7 separate regions of the Homo sapiens genome follow, and all the other regions are linked to region 4. Evidence: chromatin loops called from intact Hi-C (ENCODE). Cell type or tissue: PC-3. All regions are shown on one strand.

Region 1 (4,000 bases), 98 kb before region 4:
CAGCCTTTTAAAAATAGTACTAAATGTTCGATTCCACAGTACAATACTTTATCATCTGAGAAGTAAGGTAACAGGTCAGTGAGGTTCAAAAATCTCTTCAAAATACTTACATGTCAAATGCCTAAAATATTCTCCTTGATGAAGATACTGGACACACATGCTCAGTGAAAAATGTGGAGTTTTTTTTCCCCACTAAATATAGATTTTCTTTCATTTAAATAGTACTTAATTGTCCTAAATTAACTGACCTCCAGAATGCATTTGTGTGCAAGAAATTGTTCCTTTGTCCTGTCCCTGCTTTTAGTAAAAGTGTGGTAGTGTAGATTTGCCAGGGATAGTGTGAATTTGGACATGAACTCATGGACAGGAATTGTAATAAGCTGTCATATCCAGTTTGTGTTTCATGAGCAGCTTCCCTTTGCCAGGGTCTTTGTGGTTAGTGATGATCTTCTTGTTGCCAACCCTGCCTTGTCACTGGCTCACTGGATCCTGGATGGAGCAGAGACTGACAGTGCTGGGTTGCTCCTCTTGCCCCTTGTGGGATCTGTGGGGCTGATGGCCCTCTGGGTACCATCCCAGGGCTGTTCGTTGTTCTCCAGCGGAAGTGTAATAAGCAATTTGTCTCTTCATTCCTGACAGTTTCAAAATTGCATGTCGAGATAAGTTCTAGATTTAAAAATTAGTGTCTCCTAATTTCTAATGTAATTTTTAGATAAATTGATTATACAGATTTTGGAAAACATATAGTTACCATGTAGGTTAAAGAAAGGTGGTTTAGGTCTGGGCACAGTGGCTCATGCCTGTAATCCCAGTACTTTGGGAGGCTGAGGCGGGTGGATCATGAGGTCAGGAGATCGAGACCATCCTGGCTAATACGGTGAAACCCCGTCTCTACTAAAAGTACAAAAAATTAGCCGGATGTGGTGGCGGGCGCCTGTAGTCTCAGCTACTCAGGAGGCTGAGGCAGGAGAATGGCGTGAACCCGGGAGGCGGAGCTTGCAGTGAGCTGAGATCGTGCCACCGCACTCCAGCCTGTGTGACAGAGCGAGACTCCATCTAAGAAAGCTGGTTTAGTTTGAATTCTAGAAAAACCATAGTTTAACACGTGGCTTTGTAAGCAGGACTTTCAAATGTAATCATGTTTCAAAAAGACAGGAGGCTTTACTAGCGATAACGTGGTAAGCCAGAGAGCAATTTTTATTTATATTTAGGGGCAGATGATGGGGAAACACCACTGTGGTCTTGAGACAGTGGGGTGATTATGACCATCATCATCATTATCTCTGTCATTTCTCACACTTCTTGATTTTACCTGCACGTTTCCATTTCTTAAGAAAAACTTGCTAAACCCTAAAATAATATAAATACAATCTTAATTTCTAAGATTTCAAGAGGTTTGAGGTGTTGTTTAGTAGCAGTGTCATTGCAGTAGCTTGAAATATTTATAAGTAATAACCCAAGGGTAGCATTTCTGCCATGAAATGCCAGAAATAATGGGCATGTCTGACACTTTGGGGAGTTTCTTGGCTTCCTGTGATTTCTGTTCTCTGGCTTGCTGAGTCTGTTTGGCACAGGTCGGATGTTTGTGCTTGGTCTGGAATTTGAAACACGTGGCTGTAAACCACAGATAGTTTGATAAAGGCATAACAGGCAGGAAAACAAAAGATATGCTTTTAACCAAAAAATGTAGGCCTGCCCCTGGCATTTCCCGTGATGAAGGTGTTTGAGGCTGTGCTTTGCCGTTCATGGTGTAGCTCCTCATTCGTTTTCAGCTATCAGAAAGGCCACTTGTTCTGGTGCTCCTTGGCTCAGCTGGCACCAGGTCACTGTCTCATCCTCCAGCCAGTGAAGGAGACCGCCTTCACTGTGGGAACCAGCGGCTCGCATTTTAATTGTGATCTGGTGACTTCTGTACAGCAGCAGATTGATGACAGCTTTGGAGGGGAACAGGTGGCTCAGTGTGATTGAATCGTTCTTTAACTCATTCAACAAGTAATGGCCAAGTACCTGCTCTCTGTTGGACACCATCTGGGGCCCCAGGGCAGTCACGAACAAAGCAGACCGGAGAGAAAACAAAGCAGGAAGTTAAGGGTGGGGACATGGGTAGGGCCGGTGTAGCAGAAATTCTGGAGCCAGGCTGCCTGAGTTGGAATGCGAATTCCCATTACTTGCCGTGTGACTTTGGCAAGCCCTTTAATTTCTCTATGTCTCTTTCCTCATAGGTAACATGAGGGTAATATTATTATTATATGAGTTGTACTAAATAAATTGGCATGTGTAAAATTCTTAAAATGGTGCCTGCCATGTAACTACTATGTGTTAGGTATTAGGACAGTGCTTATATAAAGGGATGTTATGGTGTTACTGTTAGGTAAGGTGACATCCTTCAGATACCTGAAGGATATGAGAGCTGAACCATGTGACTCCTTGGGGAAGGAGCCTTCCCAGCAGAGTGGGCATGCGCCTGGTGGGTTTGAGGGGCAGAGGGAGTGTGGGGGATGGAGGGGAGTGGTCAGAGAGGCAGCAGGGGCAGGGCATGTCCAGTCCTGTAGCCACTGTGAGTACTTTGCACTCTAGAATGGGGGCCAATGTGGAGTTTGAGCAGACGTGCTCCTAATGCAGTTTTGGCAGGATTCCTGTGGCAACTATGGAGAGAATGGACAATGGAGTATCCCCAGGGGGTGCAGTGTGGGTTAGACCCTGAGGCATGTCAAGGGGCAAGGTCAGGGGATTTGCTGGTTGGCTGCATTGGGTGGGAATAGCGAGGGTGGAGGATGAGTGCAGGCCTTGAAGGGTGGAGTTGCTCCTTAGTGACTGATGTAGACTGGAAGGAACAGGTCTTGAGCCTGTTGATTTTGATTTACATGTTAGTCAACAGGGGAGCTGAACGGGCAGCATGGGAGTTCAGTGGAGTCAGTGCTGGAGATAATAGCATGGGAACCATTGGCATACTGAGGGTATTCATTACAGTCTTGTGGCTGAGGTCACCACGCAGCGAGGAGGGAAGGGACAAGGAAGCAGCAGAGGTGTGTGTGAGAAGGAGCTGAGGAGGGGCAGAGATAGGGGCAGGGAGGGGGGTGAAGAGAGAGAGATGGTCCCGGCAGTCAGCGAGGGAGACATTTTGAGGAGAAAGTGGGCATCTCTAGTAAGATAAGGACTGAGATGTGGCCATTGAATTAGCAGTGGCCTTGGTAAGAGCTGGAGAGTTGGGGGTGGGAGCAATGGCCCTACTGGGCAGGGTTCCAGAGAGAACAGGGAGGAGGAACTGGAGCACGCAGGAGCCTGGCTGAACAGGAAGCAAAGAAATAGAGGGAAGGCTGCAGAGGGGGAGGCTGGTTGAGAGCTGTAGTTCGGTTTTTGGAATGAGAGTAATTACTACGCGTGCCTGTGCTGATGGGAAATGCATGATGCAGGAGAGAGAGGGTGGGAGGGGCAGGGATCCATTGCCGAGTAGGGGGGCCGGCCCCAGGGAGGTACCTTTTTAGGGACCACAGGTCAGAGAGGTGCAGGGAGCAGAGATGGCAGGGTGAGCACAATGGAGGCAAGAAGGCTGCAGTGCTTCTCCTGGCCTCTGTCTTCTCAGCTGAACGGACAGTAAGTTGAGAGTGCCAGGGAGTGTTGGAGGTTGGGGGAGAGACAAAAAGGGCCTTTCCAATGATGCTATCTCGCACCACTCAGGGCCTACCTGAGTAGGGTGTCAAGAGTTTACGGTGGGACCAGTCAGCAGGATTCTGCATCTCCTCCAGCTGTGTACAGCTGCTTGGGGCAGAGGAGATGGGGAGTTAGATTTAATCAGCTCTGGGATTTGCCAGAAAGCGCTTTGGAGGGCAGAGGAACGTGGTGGCACGTGAGAGCACCAGGGAGCCAATATGACTACAAGGCTGTGGCTCTGAGTCGGGTAGAGAAGAAAGCAAGGATGTAGCAGGGGGAGGGGTGGCAGAGAGGTGGTGGAATCGGGCTTTGTGGTCTTGGTGGGTGGAAGAATTTACAGGGTTGGGAT
Region 2 (4,000 bases), 120 kb before region 4:
AGGGAAGGACTGGGTTGCATTAGACCGTTCCTTTTTTTTTTTTTTTAGCAATCTGGAGGATTTTTAAGGTGATAAGTTATCGGTCTGAGGAAGTTATTGGATAGCTAATTTGGAGATAATTCAAAACTAAACCCCATTAGATATACAGCTCATTTTAGTTGCATATCAACTCATTTGATATACAACTCAATTAGTCCTACAGATTGATTTTAACTGCTTTATCTCATGTCTCTCTTTATATACGTTTACGTAAATATATGTGTGCATTTATGTGTGTGTGTGTGGTATATAATACTTTAGGTTTTGATACTTTTAGGTCATTCATACAGCATTGTGACTGCTGAAATTAGGAAATAGGCTGACAGATTACTAATTTCTAGGCAAACTTTATAATTAAAAGAAGAAATAGATATGGCTGTAATTTTTTTTTTTTTTTTTTTTAGTACAGTTCAAAATAAATGGTGCCCTTTGGTCCTGCAGATGGTTTCTTTCTTATCTAGTTTTTTCTCTACATGAAAAGTTTTGCTGACTCCTGTTCTTAATTTTCTATTGTTCTTAATTTAGGTCCTATGTCTGTGCTTGCCTGATTTTTCCTGTGACTATCTTTTACAGATAAAATAGTGGAAGAATCATCATGTATATAAGTTCAAGAAGTTTTCATTAAGCTGCTAATTTCCTAAAGAAATCTGGATCATGGTGCATCCTTTGTTTGTGTGTGGGAGGATATAGTGATACTGAATGAATCATGTCTTGCTCTGTAGCAAGAGGAATATTTGGTAAAGTTGATGTTGTTTGCTTTGGTGAGCAGTGGAGGTGGAGTGGGATCCGACCCCAGTGGCCCTAAAAGCAGCGAGCCCTAGAAACCAGGCCCACCTGGGTTTTCCTGGCTCTCTCTCACTTGTGCCCTCTTGTTTCTCATGAAAATGTGAAGCTGCTGTGATATTTTGGGGTCTCTGATTTGGCACAGGTAGCTTTTCAGTGACTTTGCAACTACTCTTTCTGCATATCTTCAGTTTGAGATGAACATGTTTGTGCAACTCAGCAACTCAGCACCTGATGGGGATTCTGGAGAGTGCACTGTGGGATCTAGGATCACCTTACCCAGTTCCCAATGACCAATTCATGAGGAAGTCGCAATCTCACACCAGAATCTCACTGGAAAACAAAATCAGACTCTCACCTAAAAAGTAGGGACTGAATATGAAGTAAACTTTTTTAAAGCAAATATGTTTTCAAACCGCAAAAACAGATGCTTTCTTTTGGCAGTTTTGCTCATCAAACCTAAGCTGAATGTGAACGGAGACTAATTTTTAACTGTTAATTCACAGCCTAAATGGCAATGAGTCTGAATTCTAATTTCAAAATCTTATTTGAACTCTGTGTTTGGCTGACTGAAGTGAAAAATGTATTGTTGTTTACTGATTCAGAATCATACCCTGCAGCATTTTAAGCCAATTTTGAGCAAGTCATGGCCAAGTGTAAATTTGCGTACTTAACATTTATTTGTTAGTCACACAGCCAGCCCAGTGGATAGGCCTGTTTGAAGTCAGGCTGTGTGCACCTATGCCAGTGCCGGCTCTGCTTTGGGGTGGGATTTTGGGTGTAGGACGAGGTTCAAAGGACCTGGCTGAGGACGGCCACACGGGTTGGACAGGCCGCTTCTGGAGAAGCCCACTCAGGTGTTGTTCCTGGATCACCTTTCTAGGCCAAGTGTAAAAGGAGAGGGAATTTCTTTGTTAAATTCATTCCTGGTTTCAGGGCCCTTTTGTTACCTTCTCTTCCACATGAGCTCCCGTCTCTGTGCTGCAGGAAGTTCAGAGGCACGGTTTATCATGGGTGCTTGGCACCACTCTCTCTCTAACTATGTGGATCCTAACTCCAGTCTCCTGATGGTCAGCTTGACGCGGGTTCACTGGATCAGTGCCTTCCAGTCCTGGGCAGGTGCTCTGTTTCTGTTATTCTAGAACCCCCGACCCAGGGAACACAGAGCTTGCTGGTCTGCCTTCATTTTCTCACCTCCAATTTAAGACCAAGTAATTTTATTTTGCCTTCATTTGGTATTTAGAAGCGTCGGGTGGCTTTTGTCAGGGACAGTTTCATGCCTCTCTGGCTTTTGTCCGTGTTGCCTGGTGCTCTTCTAGCTGGCCCTGCTGACTGGAGTCTGTGATGGACTCCCATTTTCTTGAGCTGAGTCACTTGTTTTCCTCCAGGATGCCGTTCCCTACAGCTCATCCTGCTTGTTTTCACTTACTTTCCTGTTTTCTGCCCTTGCTCTTATATCCAGGCCTGTTAGATCTGAATCTAGTCATTCTGCTTTCTCTTCAGAGGTTTCTCTTGACAGTAAATATAAATACAGTAATTTCTGTGGGCCAGATATGGTTCTCAGTGTTGGGTGAATTTTAATTCAGTCTCCGTAACAATCTTAGGTGGATACTCATCTCCATTTTGCAGAGGGGAAACTGAAGCACAGAGAAAGTCACTGCCCCACAGTCATCAGGGTGCCAAGTGGAGGAGTCAGGGTTGAAGTCAGAAAAGCTGGCTCCTGAGCCTGCACTCTTAAATGCTATTCTATATTCTTTTTAAAACATTTTTTTGACTTATTTTGTATTCTATAAATATTTTTGACTCATTTTTCCATCTAATTTTACACCTTTCTATTCTTTTAAAATTTTTTTAAAATTTAAATTTAAAACCTACAGTCGTCAATAAAACATTATTCTATATTCTTGCTGGCTCGTGGCACCTCAGCTGTCTGGAATCTTCTATGTGGCCTCCTTGATCCCGGGATGAGTTAGCTTTTTCATATGATATTCAGCTACAATTCTATATAGGCAGTTGTGTTTTGAAAAAAGCATTGGACTTAGCATTAGATCCGAGCTCCTGGCTGCAGTGCATGACTGATTGTGTGGCCTTGTCTAAGCTCTGTAACCTCTCTGACCTGCGTTTCCCTGTCTTGTAGTATGAGCTGACTCGTGGGCATTTGAGAAGATTAAATGTGAGTAAGTAGCAAGGTACTTGACACATAAAGGCAATCAGAAAATGGCAGTTATTGTGCTTGTAATTTAAAAAGTTGAAAGCTGTTATAGACTTTCAAGATATGTTGTTTTATGTTTACATTTAGTCAGTTAATTCTGGTTTATAATTGATTAGGCCAAGAAGAGAGGTCTCTTAATCAGCATTCCATTAGAGATTTATTTATTTATATTTGCTTATTTTTTTGTCATTTAAGAGTTAAAGGAATAGAGAGAATTGTGCCATTTAAATGAAATCTTTTTAGCATTAGTTACGTGTTAGGATGTCTGTTTATCCTTCATGATTTTTTTGTTTTATTGCTAAAAAACATGGACTCATTTAATTGTCTAGCTAGTAAAAGGCCTTTATAAAATTTTTCTCTAAGAGCACAATAACATAGTATTTGCTTTTATTTAAGTGCAGTCTTTGTAACTGACTTTACATTTTGTTAGATGGTACTGAATCAACCACAGTTACTGCTTTAGTTAATAGCACTGAAAAATCACTTGATTTGTGAATCTATTTCTAGTGTTTTGTATGCTGAACTCTCCACCTCCCCAGTCTCCTAAAGTAAAATGACTAGTTGTCCTTTGGTGGTGTTTAGTCTGTGTGATGTTTGCCTTTAATTCATTTCCACTTTTTTTTATAGAGTCTTTTTTCATTTATTTAAAAATTTTCGGCCAGGTGTGGTAGCTCACACCTGTAATGTCAACACTTCAGGAGGCCGAGGCAGTTGGATTGCTTGAGCCTAGGTGTTCGAGACCAGGCTGGGCAATGTGGCAAAACCCCGTCTCTACAAAACATGCAAAAATCAGCTGGGCATGGTGACGCGCACCTGTATTCTCAACTACTTGGGAGGCTGAGGTCCGCGGATTACCTGAGCCCAGGGAGGTTGAGGCTACAGTGAATCATGATTATACCAATGCACTCCAGCCTGAGTGACAGAGGGAGACCCTGTCTCAAAAAAAAAAAAAAATTCTGCTGAAAG
Region 3 (4,000 bases), 310 kb before region 4:
GCCACCAGTCATACACCTATTAATCTGTGACACGAGGCAGGCTCTCCTGGGATTGGACTTTCCCAGGACTAACCAGGCAGCAGGGGTTGAGACAACAAAAGCACCTTATAAATAGGACTCATTGGCCGGGCGCAGTGGCGCGTGCCTGTAATTCCAGCTACTCAGGAGGCTGATGCAAGAGAATCGCTTGAACCTGGGAAGCGGAGGTTGCAGTGGGCTGAGATCACACCACTGCACCCCAGCCTGGGTGACAGAGCGAGACTCTATCTAAAAAAAAACAATGACAACAACAAAAAAACTGCAGAGCCAGCTGGCACAGTGGGCTTCTGGGGGTTCTAGATCCATGTTCTACCCTAGGGCACCCCTCTTTATGACAGATCAATACCAAAATACAAGGGAAAAGACTGAGAGAAAAAGGATCAGACAATACCAATATTCATGCCTAAAAATATACCAGAATCGCTACGTAACCCAAGACTAGTCACACAAATCCTTTTCTCCAATTAATCAAGATTTTAGGCAAGGGAAAAGAGACAAACAGTGATTTCTGCTGTCTGCTTGACCGGATTTCACGGAGAGAGGCCGGAAGCCTGGCTGGTAGGAATTTCTTACCCTTCTGATGCTTTGTCAGGTCCTGGGTTCCCTGGACTGTGGCTTCCAGAAAAGTAGAGCAGCTTTAGGATCCTGTCTGTGACGCCAACACTGTAGGGGCCAAGGGAAACCTTCCCAAAGGTTTGCTGAACATCAACAGACAAAGGCAGATTATTAAGAGACAAAGCTTGCAAATCTATTAACATGCATAGGGGAAAATCACAGAACGATCACCCCAGCTTCCCAGTGAAGCACAGAAGCTTTTCTGCCTTTTTTTTTTTTTTTTTTGAGACAGAGTCTCGCTCTGTTGCCCAGGCTAGAGTGCAGTGGTGCCATCTCGGCTCACTGAAACCTCCACCTCCCAGGTTCAAGTGATTCTCATGCCTCAGCCTCCAGAGTAGCTGGGAATACCCCACCACCACACCCGGCTAATTTTTTGGATTTTTAGTAGATATGGGGTTTGGCCATGTTGGCCAGGCTGGTCTTGAACTCCTGACCTCAAGTGATCCACCCACCTGGGCCTCCCAAAGTGTTGGGATTACAGGTGTGAGCCACCAGGCCCAGACTTTTCTACCTTTTTTTTTTGAGACGGAGTCTCGCTCTGTTGCCCAGGCTGGAGTGCAGTGGCAGGATCTCGGCTCACTGCAAACTCCGCCTCCCAAGTTCATGCCATTCTCCTGCCTCAGCCTCCCAAGTAGCTGGGACTACAGGCACCTGCCACCACGCCCTGCTAATTTTTTGTATTTTTTTTAGTAGAGACAGGGTTTCACTGTGTTAGCCAGGATGGTCTCGATCTCCTGACCTTGTGATCCGCCCGCCTCGGCCTCCCAAAGTGCTGGGATTACAGGCGTGAGCCACCACACCCAGCCTCTACCATTTTGAGATTACAGAAAAAATGGGGGCTCCGAGCATGGCCCCAAAAAGTTTATGGTGGTAAGTCAGGTGACAGTGGCAAGACAGATTATGGATGGGAGAGAAAAGGACGCCTGGCTAGCAAAGGTGGTCTTGTTATGCAGCTGAAACCTCACGGGTAGCAGCCCTCAGAGAGAAGAGGTGGGAAATATTCCTTTCAGATCTTGAGAGATGTCAGACTCTCAGTTCATCTTTCCTAGATCTGGACCAGGGAGGACCTCAGAAAGCCTGGCTGCAGGGATGCAGATTTGCTCTACAGATGCAAAAAGCTCAACGCAAAAGACAGCTTTGCAGGGCTGCTTAGCTCTCTGAAGAGCTATCTCAAAATATGTCAACAAAGGATATTTTGGGGTGAAATATTTTGGTTTCCTTCAATATCTCAGGTCCTTTGGAGCTTAAAATCAAGTTATCTGACCAGACCTATGATCTGATTTCTTTTGAGAACTTAGAAGAAAACTTAGAATGAAATAACAAGAACAAGCCATGGGAATGTTGGGAAAATGAGAGGCTGGAGTTGGATGTTTTGATCCTCAGAATCCTCACTTAACAAATGAGGAGTAAAACACTGTATATATAGTGTATGTCTCTATATACAGATATACAGAGTTGCTGGATTAATGTATTTGGGACATTCTTAGGTTAAAAAATTAATTTTTAAATCTGAACTGTAAATATTACTGGGTGTCCTGTATTTTTATTTGCTAAATCTGGCAGCCTTAGTAATTTTAAACAAAAAAATTAAATATAATGTTTGCTAAAAAATAGACTCTATTAATCAATTTCAATCATTTTCTCCAAAACCTTCCTAGGAGAAATTACTGTTTTAAGAGGGCCAAGGTGTTTAAGTCGCGCTGACTAAAATTTGCTAACTGACCTCTAGAGGGAGCCAAATTGATAAAGAAACCGAAATGACATCCTAAATCCAGAGAATTTCTCTCTTTTTCCTTTTCTTTTTTTTTTTTTTTTTTTTTGATGGAGTCTTGCTCTGTCGCCCAGGCTGGAGTGCAATGGCGCGATCTCGGCTCACTGCAACCTCCACCTCCCGGGTTCAAGCGATTCTTCTGCCTGAGCCTCCAGAGTAGCTGGGATTACAAGCTCGCACCACCACCCCTGGCTAATTTCTTCTGTTTTTAGTAGTGACTTTTAGTATTTTTCGTAGACATGACCGGGCGCGGTGGCTCACGCCTGTAATCCCAGCACTTTGGGAGGCTGAGGCGGGCGGATCACGAGGTCAGGAGATTGAGACCATCCTGGCTAACATGGTGAAACCCCGTCTCTACTAAAAAAAATACAAAAAAAATTAGCCGGGTGTGGTGGTGGGCGCCTGTAGTCCCAGTTACTCAGGAGGCTGAGGCAGGAGAATTGCTTTAACTAGGGAGGCGAAGGTTACAGTGAGCCGAGTTTTTGCCACTGCACTCTAGCCTGGCGACAGAGCAAGACTCCGTCTCAAACAACAACAACAACAACAAAATGATGCCATTATAACAATCTATGACCCAGCCAGGTTTGTCTCAAAATATAAAGAGGGAGAGGCCGGGCACGGTGGCTCACACCTGTAATCCTAGCACTTTGGGTGGCAGAGGTGGGCAGATCACTTGAGGCCAGGAGTTCGAGACCAGCTTGGTCAACATGATGAAACCCCGTCTCCAGTAAAAATACAAAAATTAGCCGGGCGTGATGGTGCGCACCTTTAATCTCAGCTACTCAGGAGGCTGAGGCAAGAGAATTGCTTGAACCTGGGAGACAGAGGTTGCAGTGAGCCGAGATCATGCCACCATACTCCAGCCTGGGCAAGAGAGTGACAGTCCATCTCAAAAAAAAAAAAAAAAAAAAAAAAAAAAAAAGACAGCATTTGGGGCCGAGTGTGGTGGCTCATACCCGTAGTCCCAGCATTTTGGGAGGCCAAGGCAGGAGGATCCTTGAGGCCACAAGTTCAATGCCAGGCTGTGCAACATCTCTACAAAAAACACATTAGCTGGGCATGGTGTTTCATGCTGGTAGTCCCAACTACTCAGGAGGCTGAGGCAGGAGGATCACTTGAGCCCAAGAGTTGGAGGCTGCAGTGAACTATGCACCACTGCACCCCAGCCTGGGTGACAAAGACCCTGTTTCATTTAAAAAATAATAATTTTAATGAATTATTTAATTCAAATAAAGAGGGAACACTTGGAATTTAGAAAACCCTATCTCTTCAAAAGCCTATTTTGCAAGTCTGTGGTCTCAGAAAATTTCAAAAGCAAAGACTAGACTGCAAAAATTGAACATTTACTCTTTCTCTTTGCCTTTTTTTTTTTCTTTGACAGAGTCTCACTCTGTCTCCCAGGCTGGAGTGCAGTGGCACGATCTTGTGCCTCAGCCTCCTGAGTAGCTGGGACTACAGGTGTGCGCCACCACACCTGGCTAATTTTTTGTATTTTTAGTAGAGATGGGGTTTCACTATGTTGGCCAGGCTGGTCTTGAACTTCTGACCTCAGGTGATCCACCGGCCTTGGCCTCC
Region 4 (4,000 bases):
CCACAAGGATTGAATTGCCTAATGAAGCATTTTTCAGAATGTACCCATTGTTAAATGACGTATGACTATACTTCCAAGATGTTGTCCACCAGCAAAGCCCATTAGAGACAGCACCCAAGGTTTGTGTTGAGTGTTGGTTACGCAGACATCCTCTGTTTAGCACATATCAAAATTCCAGAGTCCCAGAAGGAAAGCAGGCTCAGCATAAACCACCTTGTTTGTACACCTTGTGTGCATAGTGAGCTGCTCTTACCTGTCCTGGGAATGCTAGGAGCCCTCCTGAAATGGACACTCTTCAAATGCCAACTGAGGTCAGCCCCAGAAGCAGCCTGTTCTGAGCATGGCAGTCTCAGGCTTGCTGTGTTCACTCTTTGCTGCACACTGTGCTGTTTTGTTCTTTCTCTTCTGCTTATATACATTTTTAGGTAGATGATCAGGATCATTTCCTGGGCTGCAAAGGCCTCCTTTTAGAGGGCAGAGGGGGTTGTTACTGATGGCAAATGCTAAGCAAGCATGTGTTCATGTGTGTGCACGCATGTACACTCAGTAACATTTGAAAATCACAACATGACTAATCCTTGCCATGTAGAAATGAGGGGCTGGGGCCTTCCAGTGTTCAAAGAAACCCAGACTTATTTTTGAACGTTCCCTGTTGTTAGCTGAGATTTTTAAAAGAAATCTCCAAGCCAAACGAAACCTGTCTGTGAGCTACTCCCGGACTGTGGATTGCCAGCTTTGCTTCAGGTGGGAGGGAGCCGTCAAGGTCTTTAGACAGATATTCTGTTAATTCCCTGGGGCTGCCAGAACAATGTACTGCACACTGGGTGGCTTCAACACCAGAACTTCATTGTCTCCCAGTCCTGGAGGCCAGAAGTCCGAAATCAAGGCACTGGCCGGGTTAGTTCCAAGGGCTGTGAGGGAAGGTTCTGCTCCAGGCCTCTCTCTGACGTATTACAATGTGTGGGTGCCCAGCCTCATGCTCACGCAGCGTTCTCCTGTGTGCATGTCTGTCTCCAAGTTTCCCCTTTATGTAAGGGCCCCAATCATATTGTGTTAGGTCCTGCCCTAATGACCTCGTTTTAACTCCACTACATCTGTAAAGGCCTTGTCTCCAAATAAGGCCTTATTCTGAGGCACTTGGGGTTAGGACTTCAACATATGCATTTTGGAAGAGGGGACACACTGTAACCCATATCCACAGGATACCAACAGAATCGTGTAAGATTTGTATTAAGATCTCTCCAGGGATACCAGCAAGGAGGTTATTGCTGTAGTTTAGGGTAAAGATTATACTTTATATTAATTTATTAACCTATATTAATAATATAAATGTGTATTCCAGGCTATTGGAAAATCTTCCAGCATCAGGTACAAAAAAGAATCCAAATGTGAAACTGGCAGAAATTTTATAAACAGAAAATAATAATTACTTTTTTAAATTATTTTTGTTGGCCATAAAAGTGATAATTTATGGAGCATTGCTGAATACAGGGAGTTTAGGTAGCTACCCCCATTCCCTCAAAATAGTATGTTTATGAGACAGCACTCTGGAATTAGGGTGTAATTGAGAATGGAGTGAAGCTACCAACTCACTTCACAGTCTTCACCCGTATGATTTCAACCTCAGCCGTATTGGAACATGCTCTAATCATCCAAACCAAACAGCTGAAAGACGGCAGATTTAAAGTCCAGAAAGAAATTATATCTGGTACAGATTCAGACAATTAACCGGCCTAGTATTACTCTTTAAAATTGGATTGGAATAATTTCAGCATCATTGGGATCTCATTTGCATATATCCTCAATTCCACAAGTTTTATCCCCTCCAAATGCCTCTGAACAGCTTTGTGATGTGCAGTCAGCTGATGCCTCTTTGTAGCTCCATAGTTGCTCATTAACCTGTGGTTTCCAGAGAGACTTCTTAGGATAGTCATTCTCATGAATTAAATCTGAAAACTTAACTGAGTAAGAGTGACCTGTTAGCAATGGTCGTGGGATATTGTTTAGAAAAATCAACCGTGTATTATTTTACTTGGCAGAGAGTTAAAATATCCAAGTGGGAGTTTACTAAAGAAGTTGCAGCTGACCCTTGACTATAGTTTTATTGGCAAGTTTTGCTAAATTACATATTTTTAAGTCTAGCTTACCATGAATGCCTTATCTCCCAATATAGCAACTGCTTTCCCTCTGTTACAGGATGTATTGTGTTGTCTGATTGCTTCAGTTAGCCGTAATGGAATATCACACCTGGTTCATGACTGTTTGTTTTTTTCCCAAACATTAAGTATTCTCTTAAATATTACTAATATAGTTATTAATATTCATCAACTAAGGTAAGTTAAAAGTCAGAAGAAAACATAGTCAGCTTTTTGTATTGAGCCAGTGAGCACTGACCTCTGCGGAGAGCTTGGGAGGTTGCAGCGCCTCATGTCTGTAAAGGAGTGGAATCTCTGGGATCTGGGTGAAGATTGAGTCACAGTCTTCTTTTTCTGCTGCTTTAATGATCTGGAGGTTTACTTAGGCCCAGTCCCTGTTTTCTGCTCTCAGCACAGTGGTATTGCACATTTTCTGGTTGTCTCTTTGTTGGAGAGTAAGAGGATTTGTCATCAGCCTTTGTAAAATACGCAGCCTGGGGCCCTAAGATCAGTGCCAGCTAGAATTCCACTGAGCCTCACCTAGATCTTTATCTGAAGAGTTACGATGTTCACACAGAGGACAATTATGATCTAAAACATTAGCTTATTCTTTCTGTTCAAACTTAATATAATAAATGCCGTTAAAAATGAAAATCTCCAAAAATTGATAAGGTTATTCAGCTCTCTTGAGTGACTTTCTTTTTTCCACCAACAGTTGTCACACTCAAATGCTATTGTTGAGTGAAGGACCCTTGGAAACCCCCACAAAGGCCTTTCCAGTGCAGTTACAATGCCGTGCTTCATGACTTCCTGGGCCTTATTTGAAGGTCTCTTTGGCTTCCCGTGTGCCCATAGCTGCCTCCTCTGAACTTTGTTGTTCACCACTGCACCTGTCTCACAAGCCAAGGACTCAGTTTCCCTTAATTCACTACACCTTGTCGATGCAGTTCTCTTTCCTGAATGCCATTATTTGTGGTCGTTTTACTAGCGAATCACTCGTATGTAGTCCCGCTGACTTCCTTTGGGCTGGAAATCTGCCCTTTCATAGCTCTTTCAAGAGCCTGCCGGAGCCCTGTGTGGATGCGGTCCCTTGTCGTCCCTGCAGGACCCCATATGCCCATGATGCATTCAGGGAGCACGCTCTGCCGGCCCCTGGGCTAGATGCTGCACATACTGGGGATGAGATGAGGGTTTATCCAGGCTTCCTATCCAGGGAAGAGGCCCTTACACTACTGAGATAAATGCAGCATTGGGAGCAAGCAGAGGGTCACCCAACTAATTTGGGAAGGTCAAGGTGGTCTTTCCCTGTAATGGTTTTCCATTTTATTATCAGTATACTTAGAACCTCTTACTACAGCTTATTGGCTATTTGCCTTTGGGATTTGAAACATGTTACTCCACTTGACCCATGAACAACTCCAGGGTTAGAGGCATGGAACCCTGCACAGTTGAAAATCCACATGTAACTTTTGACCCCCCAAAACTTAATAGCCTACTGTTGACTGAAAGCCTTACCTGTAACATAAACATTTGATTATTATTTATTTTTCGTGTTATATGTATGCTATACTGTATTCTTACAATGAAGTAAGCCAGAGAAAAGAAAATGTTAAGAAAATAAGGACAAATATATATATACATAAATATAAATATATATATTTATGTATATATATATATATATATTTTATGAGACGGAATCTCGCTGTGTCACCCAGGCTGGAGTGCAGTTTCACGATCTTGGCTCACTGCAGCCTCCGCCTCCCGGGTTCAAGCAGTTCTCCTGCCTCAGCCTCCCAAATAGCTGGGATCACAGGCGCGTACACCATGCCCAGCTAATTTTTGTATTTTTAGTAGAGACGGGGTTT
Region 5 (4,000 bases), 53 kb before region 4:
CGATCTCCTGACCTCGTGATCCCACCCGCCTCGGCCCTCCAAAGTGCTGGGATTACAGGTGTGAGCGACCACGCCCGGCCTCATAACCTAGTTTTTAAGAATAAACCCATTGCTTGTCTGGGTCTTAATGGGCACCCCCAGAGTCCTGTAGTCAGTGTCTAAGCTGCACCTATATGCCCTGAATTTCTCCCATCCTCCCCTTCCTGCCTGGACTCTCGTTTCCTCCTTCCTCACCCAGTCTGTGGCGAGCCCCTTCCCAGTCTCCTGCCTCCATCATGTCCTCTCTCAAACCTTTCTTCCACCTGTCTGCAAGTGGAGCTTCTCTTAGGCCCCTCCCTGCCTGACCGTCTGTCTCCTCACCACTGGAACAGTGAGACACCAGCACACACACAGAGCCCTTTTCACCCTTCTTGTGGGTCCCCTCCCCTCCAGGCCTGAGAGGCCATCATCTGTGGCATGCTCTGCCCGCAGCACCTGCCCTCTGTCCATGCTGGCCCAATGGCTGCCTCATAGGTGATGCTTCCCTGTTTCTCTTCATTCCATTGATTGTGATAGACACCTTTCCTTGGCTGGAACACCTCTGAAATCAGCACAGTCAGTGACTTGCCAAAATTTAATTGGCAGCATTTTTTTTTTCTTTCTTAGTGACACATAGAGTAATGGTTTATCAGAAAATCAGTGGCATTACGTTCAGTGCAGTTTGCATATTCCTCTGTGTGGAGGTGATTATTTTTGTGGTATAGAAATAAATAGCTTTCTGTTTATCTGCTGGATTGCATCTTGCTCATGGATAGGAACTGTGCCTTTCACATTCCGCAGTCTCTGCAGTGGCTAGCACATAGAAGAAACTCACAAGCATAGGGGAATGAAGGAATGAAGGCAGGGCATCATGACCCACCCTGGGCAGACTTGCCGTGGCACGGTGGCAGTCTTCCCTGAGTAGTGGCTTTCTGTTTTGTGTTGCAGCTTTACCTTCTCCTACCTTCCCTAGCTTTGTTAGAAAACGACACATCCATTATTTAGGGACAGGAGGATGTAGGTTTTTTTAGGCTCAGGTGGTGTATTTGGGCTTTCCTATTCCGGGTCAGAACTCAGCATGACCGTGCCACCCTCAGGCCAGCTCTCCCCTCTCCCCTCTGCAGTCTTCTCTTGAGGTGCATGGGGGGGGGAGGGCAGGTATCAGGTTTCTTGGCCAGGCCTCGCCCTGTAAGTCAGAGGCGCTCTTTGGGTGCCGTGGCTCACTTTTCTTGGGTGCATCACCTGACTCCAGTATTTCATCCCTTGGGCTTTCCAGTGTGGAGAAAGCTGCTGATATAGTACAAACTCAGATGAAATCATTTAGACCCAGAATGTCAGTTTTCTCCGTACCTTTTATCATATCCTCTCTCCTGACCTGCGCTGTTCCCAGTCAGAACATTGCTCAGTGAGCACAGATCCAGAATAGAGGTTAGCAGGGATAATTCCCCCAGGCTGGGGGGAGTTTGATGCCCCGTCTACCACAGCCTTGTCCTACTGTTAGACAGCACCTGTGGCCTGCTGGTAGCCATAAACTTACTTTTCAATTCTCTTTTTAAAAACTCTGAGCACCTGCATTTCCCCTTCAGTTGGCACAGACTGATAACCTTGTAAATACTTTTCATAGCTTACCATGTTTATAGCTTACCTTACGTGGCTTATGTTTTTGGCTGGCTGCCCCGTGACATCTAGGGAGGCAGCTGAATTTCAGGATAATCTGATGCAGTCACCATGTAAGAATAGTTAATGCCTTGGAATGATTGCCTGAAGATAGCGATCCTCTGGAATCAGACTGCCTGAACTGGAGGCTTAGATCCAACACTCTCCACATAATCTTGGTGCATATGATCCATTTCCACATGATTTCCCTCAATCTCAATTTTATCACTGTAAAATGGAGTTAGTACCTCTTTGTGAGATTGTCAGGAGGACTAAATGCATAATCCATCAAAGCACCGAGCCCTGTACGTAAGACAACACAAGTTCTCAGTAAATATAATCCTTACCCTAGAGTGTAGGTTCTCATTTGCTCAGCTGGATTGAGTTTCTTCCCTGACTTGGGTCTGTGCCATCTTCTAGCTTGTCTGTGCTGACAGCTCCTCTGTGCTGACTGTGACACCTTGCACCAGAACACTGGGCCTGACCAGGAGGAGAAGGGATGGATACCAGGACAAGAGTAGAGGGTGGCTTCTGTGCACTGCTGTGCCCAGTCCCATCTTTTTCTGTGTTTTCCTTGATAAAGATAGATCGTGGACCCCCACATCTTAGAGTTGCTTCCAGGTTAGGCACAGTGGCTCACTCCTGTAATCCCAGCATTTTGGGAGGCTGAGTGGGGAGGATTGCTTGAGCCCAGGAGTTCAAGACCAGCCTGGACAGCATAGTGAGACCCCCCCCCCCATTTCTACAAAAAAATAAAGATTTTTTTTTTTTAAAGAAAGAGTTGCTTCAACACACCTTGGAAGCAAACCAGAAAGAGGCCAGGTCTGAAATTATATCAGCCAGCATTTGATAGCAGCTCATTATATTAGAATACACAGCACTTTAAGTCTCACTTAAAAAATAAAATGATAACGTCACCTCCACCATGTGTCAGGATAGATTTCTGATGGATTGACTAGTGGTAGAGTAAATGTAACAAATACAATCATAATCATCTAGAAATAGTATACGTGAATATTTAGTGTCAGAATGGGGAAGGGGCATGTAAGTTTGTAGAAGCAATGAAGGAAGTTGCCTAAAAATGAAAACTCATGTCCAAATGCATCTAACAATGAAATCATCAGTGATGGAAATATCACAATCTATAGGAAAAAGGATTAATGCCTTTATGTATTAAAGAATTATTATACAATCAGTCAAAATGCTAACACACCAATAGAAAAATGGGCATATTTCTGTTGGCATGTTCATATATGAGCACATGTATACTTGCACATACTTATATACAAATACATTCATATGCAAAAGTACACATCATGCTTGCTTTGTATATATGCGCACAAAAGAGACTCAAAGGATACACATCAGAATATTAATAGTGATTGTCTCTGGATTGTTGGATTAAACAGGTTGGGCCTCTCAAATTCAAAAATTTGAAATCTGAAATGCTCCAAGATGGATCTGCAACTTACTGAGCACCAACCTGATGTTCAAAGGAAATACTCATTGGAGCATTTTGGATTTCACATTTTTGGATTTGGGATGCTCAAATAATGCAGAATTTCAAAATCTGATAAAAAATATCCTAAATCCACAATACTTCTGGACCCACGCATTTCAGATAAGGGGTGATAAGGATACTCTGTGTGTGTGTATGTTTTATGTATCTCTGTGTTTTCCAAGCAAGCTTTTAATTTTTATTTGCAGTTGCATTTTCTTCTTTATATGGCTCTGTATTTTCCAAATTTTCTGCAATAAGCATGCATTTCTTTTCTGATTAGCAGAAAGTTTTAAATGGATGCCACTTAGCTGAAGTTTCTGTGCTTCTGAAGAAATCCTTTGGCCTTAGATATTCTCTGTGAGAAACAGAAAACCTCTCAAGTGTGTTGGCAGCTTAGGTGGATATTTGTTCTTTGAATAGTTTTCTCCTTATGTTCTTCCTTCGTCTACTTCCTATTCTCTTCCCTGGAATTTTCTCCTCTCCATGACTGGCTGTGCCCTCAACATCTTAGAAATGTTTCTATGTCTTTTCATTTTTGTTTCATTGGCTTTGCTTATTTAGATTTCACTTTGAATGCACAGAATGTCACGTTCCTCTGTGCCCAGATTTCGAAATAAGAGCAGGTCCTGGACAGTTCAGAGCAGGCCAGAGGTCTAATTGGAAGCTCCCTTCCTGCAGCACAGGAGGTGTGCCTTGGGGGGAAATGGCCACACCAGGATGCTTTGTTCTGGGCTCCAAAGTGTGGGTGATGTTCCTGCTACAGTGCACTTTGTGTCCTGGCCGTTTGTGTTCATGACGACTTCCCTGTCAGGGCAGGAGCTCAGC
Region 6 (4,000 bases), 160 kb before region 4:
GGTGAGGAAGGGGCCTCTGATATCCAAAGTTAGACTTGATTGTTCTTTAGTAGTGACTGAGTCTAAGGGAGTATTTGTTGTTTGGAGCTTTAAAGTTTATTGTATATAAGCAGTATCCCATTATGTCAGTTTCCATTATAAAAATACTATACTTTATTATTGGCTTTTACAATATGAGAATGCAGGTTTCCCTAAACTGATGACTTAAATGGACTCGGGAGTCCACATGGTGGTGACTTGTGTGAGCTCATCTTGCAGTGTACGGCCTTCCAATATTGACCGAGTTGAAGGAAACTTGGAGGTTTTCTGGGAACTAATCTTCAAATGAGGCATTTACAGTATATTGTTACTTTTGTAGGATTGATTATGTGTGGAAAATGCATTCTTAGATATGTCAAGATTCCTTCATTGATTTTTAATAATGAAGGTCTTTAGTAAAACCTGTTTTTTTGTTTGTTGTTTGGTTTTTATGGAGGGGTGGGGGATGGTGCAATTCTCTGAAAGCGTTGGGAGTGAAAAGCTGGCAGTGGCCCAAATGCAGTGCTGCCTTTGTGCACGTTCACATTCTTCAGTGAACACCAGCAGGCCTTCAGTGATTTCCTGCTGTTGGGCCAAAACATAGCTAGTACCATTTTATGCTCCCCCTGAGCTGCCAACATACTACACTACTGAGAGGAATTCCACTGTCCTTTTATTCTAGAGGTGAATCTATTCTGAACTTTTATGGGAGAGAAATGAGACTGACTTAAAAAATACACAGGAAAAAATCTCCCATTCCTCTTTGATTAACTTATGAACAAAGGAAAACACCAAAACTTATGATTGATTGCTTTAAAAAAGTTACTGCCAGTGAGATAGTCCTTTTCCTCCTCAGGATGCTGAGTTCCTTCCCCATGTAGCTTGCTGAGGGGTTGCGGGAGCTCCCATAAGAATGCCTGGTGATGATGGTGGTTCTGAGGCTTCAGGGTTCTGCCCCTTCTGGATAGAAATGCAGAGGAGGCTGCTCTACAGCTGGACAGTAGTGAGCTCTGGGCCGCCATGAGACTGCCTGCTCCATGTTGTATGTGGGGCAGATGTGGGAGAAGGATGGTGGGAAGAATGGCTTCCAAACTGTCGATTGATCAGATAAACAAGGGAGGATGCCAGGGGATAATGCCAAGAAGAGGTGGGTAAAGAAAGGAAAGGAATCCACAAAAGGGAGGAGGGGAGTGCAGGTGTGCATGTGTTCTGAAAAGTGCTCATGCACATACAGTTTGCTTATTATTTAAAAACTTACTGTGTGGAGTTTTCTAAGTGTATTTTATAAAGCAAGATAAATGTTTGGGTTTTGTGTAAATACATTTAGTAGTTAATGTATAGCATGTAGAATTAAGCATCTTCTTCCTGAGTGAACTCACTGCCAAGATCCACGTAAGAATATTTAAAGTCACAGATCTTTGGTGGATTCTGAACACAGCTGTAGGATTCCATACTGAAGCACAGCTTTCCTGAAAATAGCCAAATTAGGTATGGCCCTTCCCCTCTGGCCTTAGTTCTTCTGCCTTTGTGCACGTTCACTTACTTGAGATGACTTAGTTGAGTCATCTCAAGTAAGTGAACAAATGCTGGGCCAGTGTCCAGGAGGAAGCAGCCCCTTTGTGTGTTTTCATGTTCCTTTAGCATTTCAGAATGTGGCCTGACAGGTAACTGTGGGGCTATATTTGACTCCTGGAGAGCAATTCTAGAGAAGGAGATGCTCTGGCCCCAGGCCAGGGGTGGGCTGTCTTCTGCAGCCTTTCCTGGTATCACATTTAAATGTTGTGCTCCATTTGTATTTGGAGAGTGTATTTGTAGAGTATATAGGTAGGCTATATTTGTAGAGTGTTGGCTGACAAAGGCTGAAACAAAATAGATTGTCTGAGAGCAGACATCTCAGAAGGCCCAGATGAACACTTATATATGTGGCACAGAAGTACTAGGTGGCACTGCAGTTTCTGTATGAATAGTTAATGGCCTTGTATTGGCAAGTAGTTTGTCTTCCACATCACAGCTCTGTTGACTGGTGAGTCTATGAAAGATGTTCTGGGAGCAGGCTGGAAACTTAGTGTCACATGATGGCTATATACCACTCAACATTTGCATTTTTGCACCCAGCTTTAGGTTTAATGAGCTTCCTCTCCTTGTTGGGTGTGGCTGATGGAATGAGTATTCTCTTTTGACATATAAATAATTGCGTTTTCTCTTTTGACATATAAATAATTGCATTTTCCAACAGAAAGGCTCTGTGTTCATTTTCTGCTGCTGCCACAACAAATTGCTATGCACTTTCTGGCTTAAAACAATACAAATGCATTATCTTATACTTCTCTAGTTTAGAAGTCTGACCTGGGTATCACTAGGCTAAAATCAAAGGGCTGGCAGTGCTGAGGTCCTCTGGAGGCTCTCAGGGAGAATCTGTTTCCTTGCCTTTTCCAGTGTCTAGAGGTTGCCTGCGTTCCTTGGCTCATGGCCCCCTCCTGTTTCCAAAGTCAGTGGCCTACCATGTCTGGAGTGTACTTCTGTCAGCACATCCCTGTCTCTTCTGCCTTCTTCTTCCACTTTTAAGGAGATTGCTTTAGGCTCACCCAGATAATACCAGGAACATCTGTTTTATAGTCAGTGGATTAACAACTTTAATTCCATCTGCAACCTTAATTCCCCTTTGCCATGTAAGATTGCAGGTTCCAGGGATTAGGACGAGGACATCTTTGGGGACGTTATTCTGCCTAGGACAGGCTCTCTTTCTGTGTTTCCTTAGAACCCTCATCTATATCAGATTATATTAGAAGTTGTCTGTTTATATATATTTTATTGCTGCTACTACTACTACTGCTACTACTACTGTAGTCTACTACATTTTACAGACTTCTCAAGGTCAGGCACTGTTCGTTTCATCTTTGAATCCTGGCATTACCACAGCCCCTGGTGTACATATATGGTGCTTAGTAAGTGTTTGCTGAGCTAAAGGGAACTCTTTCAACTCCCTGATTTTACTTATGAACAAACTAAGAAATAGAAAACTGTGCTTTTTTTTTTTTTTTTTTTGAGACGGAGTCTAGCTCTGTTGCCAGGCTGGAGTGCAGTGGTATGATCTCGGCTTGCTGCAACCTCTGCCTCCCGGGTTCAAGCAGTTCTTTTGCCTCAGCCTCCCAAGTAGCTGGGATTACAGGCGCCTGCCACCATGCCCAGCTAATTTTTGTATTTTTAGTAGAGATGGGTTTTACTGTGTCGGCAAGGCTGGTCTTGAACCCCTGACCTTGTGATCCGCCCACCTTGGCCTCCCAAGGTGCTGGGATTACAAGCATGAGCCATCACACCCGGCTGAGAATTGTGACTCTTAAAGTAGTGAGAACTCAAAAACCCTTTTATGTTGACTTCCATAAAACTGTGAAATGCCAAGTTCAATTCTTCATGCTTGGAAGAAAACTTGGGTATGCAATAAGAATGTGTTATTGTTGCCTTCTCTCATAAAGGCATCGTCTGATATTGGTCATGAGCATAGAACAAAATGAACAAAGTGAATTATTTCCTATCTATCTGAAGACTGCTCTCTGCTAAACAGAGTATCACTTAGTCATAAATCAGCTCAGTGTTTAGTAAATGGAAAATGAGGAAGATCTCCTACCAGGCATTCATTGGCTCGCTTTTAAGGATTATACTTTCAAAATGTGAGAACTATCAGATTATGTTTGTACAAAATATGGCATACAAATTAAATAAGCACAGTAGCATAATTTGATCTTGCTTTATCCCATGCACTTGTGGCTGAATATAGATAAATTCTTGTCAATTAGTTTTGACCTTGTCTAAATGCCTTGCAATGATTAATTAGTAGGAAGCAAACCTAGGATGGCAAAACACCCCAAAATAGTTGCCCAGGATGCCTGGTGTGCCAGCAGACGGTATTTCCATCCCAGGATCAGGCTGCTGAGGAAACCCATGTTCTTTTGCAAGATTGGCACACATTCAGGTGGTTTTAAAA
Region 7 (4,000 bases), 170 kb before region 4:
CCTCAGCCTCCCGAGTAGCTGGGACTACAGGTGCCTGCCACCACGCCCGGCTAATTTTTTGTATTTTTAGTAGAGACGGGGTTTCACCGTGTTAGCCAGGATGGTCTTGATCTCCTGACCTTGTGATCCGCCTGCTTCGGCCTCCCAGAGTGTTGGGATTACAGGCGTGAGCCACCGCGCCCGGCCGTTCCTCATCCATATTCTTTTGGTGTTTATGTATACTTGCTCTGTGCCTGGAAACAGGCTAAGTATGAAGCCTAAATTGAACATTGTCATTATAAATTTAGCTAACTATAGACCTTGGATGATAATGACTAGGAATCTTCTCTGGCTCTGTTTTTATTGTGTGCAGTTATTCCAGAGACTGGCCAGGTAGTGTGAAGTGCCTTATATTTCCCTATTACAACACTTTTCTTCCTTTGGTTAACTATCTGATCTTGGATAAAACTATTTTATTTTATTTTTTTTTGAGATGGAGTCTCGCACTTTCGCCCAGGCTGGAGTGCAGTGGGGCCATCTTGGCTCACTACAAGCTCCGCCTCCTGGGTTCATGCCATTCTCCTGCCTCAGCCTCCCGAGTAGCTGAGACTACAGGCACCTGCCACCACGCCCGGCTAATTTTGTGTATTTTTAGTAGAGACAGGGTTTCACCATGTTAGCCAGGATGGTCTCGATCTCCTGACCCAGTGATCCGTCCGCCTCGGCCTCTCAAAGTGCTAGGATTAGAGGCGTGAGCCACTGCACCTGGCCAGGTTAAAACTCTTAAAACTTGTTCATTATTGATTGTCTGTTAGGTTATTTTACTTGCTGTTCTTTGAAATGGTTTTAAGAGGGCTGGATTTCTTTTCTTGACTTCTCCACGTAGCCTGTATGTCCCTTCAAAGCAGGGACTATATGGATCATGTTGGTAGTACCACCGCCCAGCCCAGTGCTGGGATACAGAAGCAACGTGATACCTGTGTAGTGGCTGACGGATGAGAGGTGACCTGGACATTGTATCAGCTGATACTTCTTTGTTATTTAACTTGGACTCTCAAGAGACCTCTCCTTCCTTTCTATTTCAATTGTGGCCACACTAGTTCCTGCCTTGATTTACTGAGCCTGGATTAGTTGTCTTCCTTGCCTTTATCTCTTTGCTTTTAGGTCCATCTTTCACAATCCTTCCAGGCTAGTTGTCCATCCACACTCCTTTGAACAAGTCACTTTCCTTCTCAGTGACCTTCACTGACCTTCCCTTGTATGTGAGGTTCTCCATGATCTCACCTCCACCTGCCTTTCTTAATGTCTCATACTGACCTTCCCAACCAAGTCTGGCTGTTTGTGACAGGTGCTTTCATCCTCCCTACAGTTTTAACGTGAGGCCTCAGCTTGGGAGGAGGACTGGGGCACAGTAGAGATGCTGTAACTGTTCCCATGGCATGGGAAGCTGGGGCACAGGGTGGAGGCCCTGGGCCATGTGGCACTTGTGTCTGTGAGGCACGGGGAGAAGCGAAAACCAAGAAGGGTGGTCAGAGCTAGGGCAGGAACCGGGAGAAGCAGCCACAGAAGTCAGAGGAGGAAAGAACTTCAAGATGAAGAGGATGATCAGCAATTCTGAGTTCTTAAGCAAGTCCATGAAGACTGAGCAAGTTTCATTGCATGAGTGATTGCATGAGTGATTGATGGCAGTTTGGTGTGTTTCTGAAAGATTTCAATGGGAACAGAAGCTGAATTACTGATGTTCAAGGTTATAAAGGATGCAGCAACAAGGGCAGACCACTCCTGTGTGAGACTGGGGTGTGAAAAGGCAGGTACTGTGTTTTATATTTACATTTTCCTGCAACTGGCAGATGCATATGTGCTTTGAAGGCTCAGAGGATGAAGCCCAGGTTAGAGGGAGAGATTCAAAATAATGAAAGGAGTCACTCTGGAGGAGGGAAAGGATGGGGGAACTCCAGGGTTCCCATTCACCCTGACAGTGAGGAAGGAGAGGAGGGGACAGCAAGGAGGAGTGGCTGCATTCAGGTGGCTTCATTTTTTTCTGTCGATTGGGAGAGGAATTTAATGCGTTAGCAGTGCGCATGGGCCAGCCTGAATTGTTTCTGCAAAGATTACTCTTCCAAAAGTCAGTCTTCTGTGGTCTTAGTCCTGTGAATCCTTAGACGATTCACTCTGAGTCCCTGGGATCAGCCTCGGGCCTTCCAGGGTGTGCGGAGGTCATGCATGAAGTGTGGCTCAGCCAGCTCTGGCCTTTCTCTCACTCTTGGCCCTCTCAGACTCTCTATTCCACTTGTCATTCTCTGAGCACTCCCTACATTGTTTCCTGATTACGTGCCTTTGCTCACTCTGGCTTGTACTTTTGCTGGGCATCAGCCCTTCCTGCCCCACCTTCCTCTTTTGTGTCTGTTCTGTGTCAGTTAACTGTGTATCCCATTTCATAGAGAGCTACTGCTTACAGTTGTTTATTTATTTTGAGACGGAGTTTCACTCTTGTTGCCCAGGCTAGAGTACAATGGCGCGATCTCAGCTCACTGCAACCTCCACCTCCTGGGTTCAAGCCATTCTCCTGCCTCAGCCTCCCGAGCAGCTGGCGTTACAGGCGCCTGCCACCACACCTGGCTAATTTTTGTATTTTTTAGAGACAGGGCTTCACCATGTTGGCCAGGCTGGTCTCAAACTCCTGACTTCAGGTTATCCACCTGCCTCAGCCTCCCAAAGTGCTGGGATTATAGGCATGAGGCACCATGCCTGGCCAGTTGTGGTTATTTTTATTCATGCTCTTATTTCCTCTGCTAGATTGTAAACTGAAAGGATTTTAAAATCCAGGGATAATTTTAAATGTAATAAAATGTAGTAAGAAAACTTAATGAAGTATCAGAAGACAAGCCTGAGTCAGGCAGTCTTGAGTTTGAATCCTGGCCCTGCTTCTTCCTGGTGCGGTTTTGGGTGATTGCATCCTGTCTCTCTATTCATTTAATTAATTTACAGAGTGGGGATAATGAAACCTACTTCTTAGGGCTGTTAGGAGAATAAATGAGACAAAGCCTGTAAAGCATTTGACCTAGGCTGACTCCATTGTAGGTGCTTAGTAGACCATGCTGCAGCTGTCAGCAATGGATTCCTTGCCACCCAGCAGTGTTGGGTTGAGCACCTGGATGGATGGTGAGTGGTGGAGGAGTGTGCTCACCTCCCACCCCACTTATGTTGAGGGCAAGGATGGTGTACTTTACTTTGTATTTCTAACATGGGTCTATATATATAGTAAAGAGGAACGGCATACCTCTTATAACTGGGTCCACTTATACATGGATTTTCTTATGCCTCTGCTCCCCTGCAGACAGCAAAACCAACCCCTCTTCTTCCTCATCTTCCTTCAACCTGTGGATGCCTAGGATGAAGACCTTTATAATGATCCACTTTCACTTAATGAATAGTAAATCTATTTTCCCTTCCTTATGATTTTTCTTAATAGCAGTTTCTTTTCAGTAGCTTACTTTGTTGTATGAATATAGTATATACATATACAAAATATGTATTAATTGTGTTATAGGTAAGGGTTGCAGTCAACAGGAGGCTATTAGTTAAGTTTTTGGGGAGTCAAAAGTTACACACAGATTTTCAACTCCATGAAGGGGTTGTTTCTCCTAACCCCTGAGTTGTTCAAAGATCAGCTGTATTAACTTGTTTTCTCAAGTGCCCCATACAAATAACTTTTTTCATGTTAATTGCATAGAAGGAAGTATCATTTTGTACAGTTTTTTGAAAATTGGGAACTGGTTGGAAATGACACATAATAAGGTGTTCATAACATTTATAGCAAGAGGTGCAGCTTACAGCGTTTTCCCAATTAAAGCCCCTTTGCATTGTTTTTGCCCACAGAACTCTGGACATATTGAATGATTTATATTTTTGGCCCTTTCCTTTGTAGAACAAATGGTGAGGCCTAGAAGTTTTAGTGCAGCAGTTGTGTGAAGTGTACATATTATATAGTTTAGCCAGAGATGGAATGATACCATGGGGT

The links. A loop is a pair of places that touch in the nucleus more often than their neighbours do. Peaks named below come from ENCODE experiments on the same cell type or tissue, not always from the same donor. Only the 100,000 strongest peaks of a DNase experiment are listed, where the experiment ranks them.
Region 1: it touches region 4 in a loop (5-fold over the local background); 3 of 110 quality-filtered maps call a loop at or near these places.
Region 2: it touches region 4 in a loop (4-fold over the local background); 3 of 110 quality-filtered maps call a loop at or near these places.
Region 3: a loop joins it to region 4, with 6 times the contacts of the local background. A loop is called at or near these places in 4 of 110 quality-filtered maps.
Region 5: it touches region 4 in a loop (5-fold over the local background); 3 of 110 quality-filtered maps call a loop at or near these places.
Region 6: a loop joins it to region 4, with 5 times the contacts of the local background. A loop is called at or near these places in 2 of 110 quality-filtered maps.
Region 7: a loop joins it to region 4, with 6 times the contacts of the local background. A loop is called at or near these places in 3 of 110 quality-filtered maps.

The regions. Positions count from the first base shown.
Region 1 is chr10:35,446,218-35,450,217 of GRCh38, forward strand. All of the region lies in intron 1 of CCNY (cyclin Y), which reads left to right. LOC124902410 (a long non-coding RNA gene) reads right to left here and starts at 771. Exons shown (of 2, transcript XR_007062112.1): 1 at 1-771. RefSeq lists an enhancer at 1,812-2,482. In PC-3, no CTCF peak of the experiment used is centred here; DNase peaks (open chromatin) are centred at 424, 1,614 and 2,064; H3K4me3 peaks cover 759 bases; H3K27ac peaks cover 675 bases.
Region 2 is chr10:35,419,503-35,423,502 of GRCh38, forward strand. The region is part of intron 1 of CCNY (cyclin Y); the gene reads left to right. Among named protein-coding and RNA genes, the nearest start is that of CCNY, 85 kb to the left of the region's middle. In PC-3, no CTCF peak of the experiment used is centred here; DNase peaks (open chromatin) are centred at 729, 1,499, 2,209 and 2,949; H3K4me3 peaks cover 1,165 bases; H3K27ac peaks cover 3,464 bases.
Region 3 is chr10:35,237,815-35,241,814 of GRCh38, forward strand. It overlaps LINC02634 (long intergenic non-protein coding RNA 2634), which reads right to left. Exons shown (of 3, transcript XR_930819.3): 2 at 613-737. Among named protein-coding and RNA genes, the nearest start is that of LINC02634, 4.9 kb to the right of the region's middle. In PC-3, CTCF peaks have their summits at 2,363 (motif pointing right) and 2,578; a DNase peak (open chromatin) is centred at 2,367; H3K4me3 peaks cover 240 bases.
Region 4 is chr10:35,544,494-35,548,493 of GRCh38, forward strand. The region is part of intron 7 of CCNY (cyclin Y); the gene reads left to right. Among named protein-coding and RNA genes, the nearest start is that of GJD4, 59 kb to the right of the region's middle. In PC-3, a CTCF peak has its summit at 2,425; DNase peaks (open chromatin) are centred at 1,938, 2,568 and 3,048; H3K4me3 peaks cover 1,402 bases; H3K27ac peaks cover 3,284 bases.
Region 5 is chr10:35,491,834-35,495,833 of GRCh38, forward strand. All of the region lies in intron 2 of CCNY (cyclin Y), which reads left to right. Among named protein-coding and RNA genes, the nearest start is that of GJD4, 110 kb to the right of the region's middle. RefSeq lists an enhancer at 3,759-3,808. In PC-3, no CTCF peak of the experiment used is centred here; DNase peaks (open chromatin) are centred at 1,248 and 1,688; H3K4me3 peaks cover 902 bases; H3K27ac peaks cover 1,393 bases.
Region 6 is chr10:35,386,396-35,390,395 of GRCh38, forward strand. All of the region lies in intron 1 of CCNY (cyclin Y), which reads left to right. Among named protein-coding and RNA genes, the nearest start is that of CCNY, 52 kb to the left of the region's middle. In PC-3, no CTCF peak of the experiment used is centred here; DNase peaks (open chromatin) are centred at 556 and 1,596; H3K27ac peaks cover 1,463 bases.
Region 7 is chr10:35,370,265-35,374,264 of GRCh38, forward strand. All of the region lies in intron 1 of CCNY (cyclin Y), which reads left to right. Among named protein-coding and RNA genes, the nearest start is that of CCNY, 36 kb to the left of the region's middle. In PC-3, no CTCF peak of the experiment used is centred here; a DNase peak (open chromatin) is centred at 2,277; H3K4me3 peaks cover 1,305 bases; H3K27ac peaks cover 2,484 bases.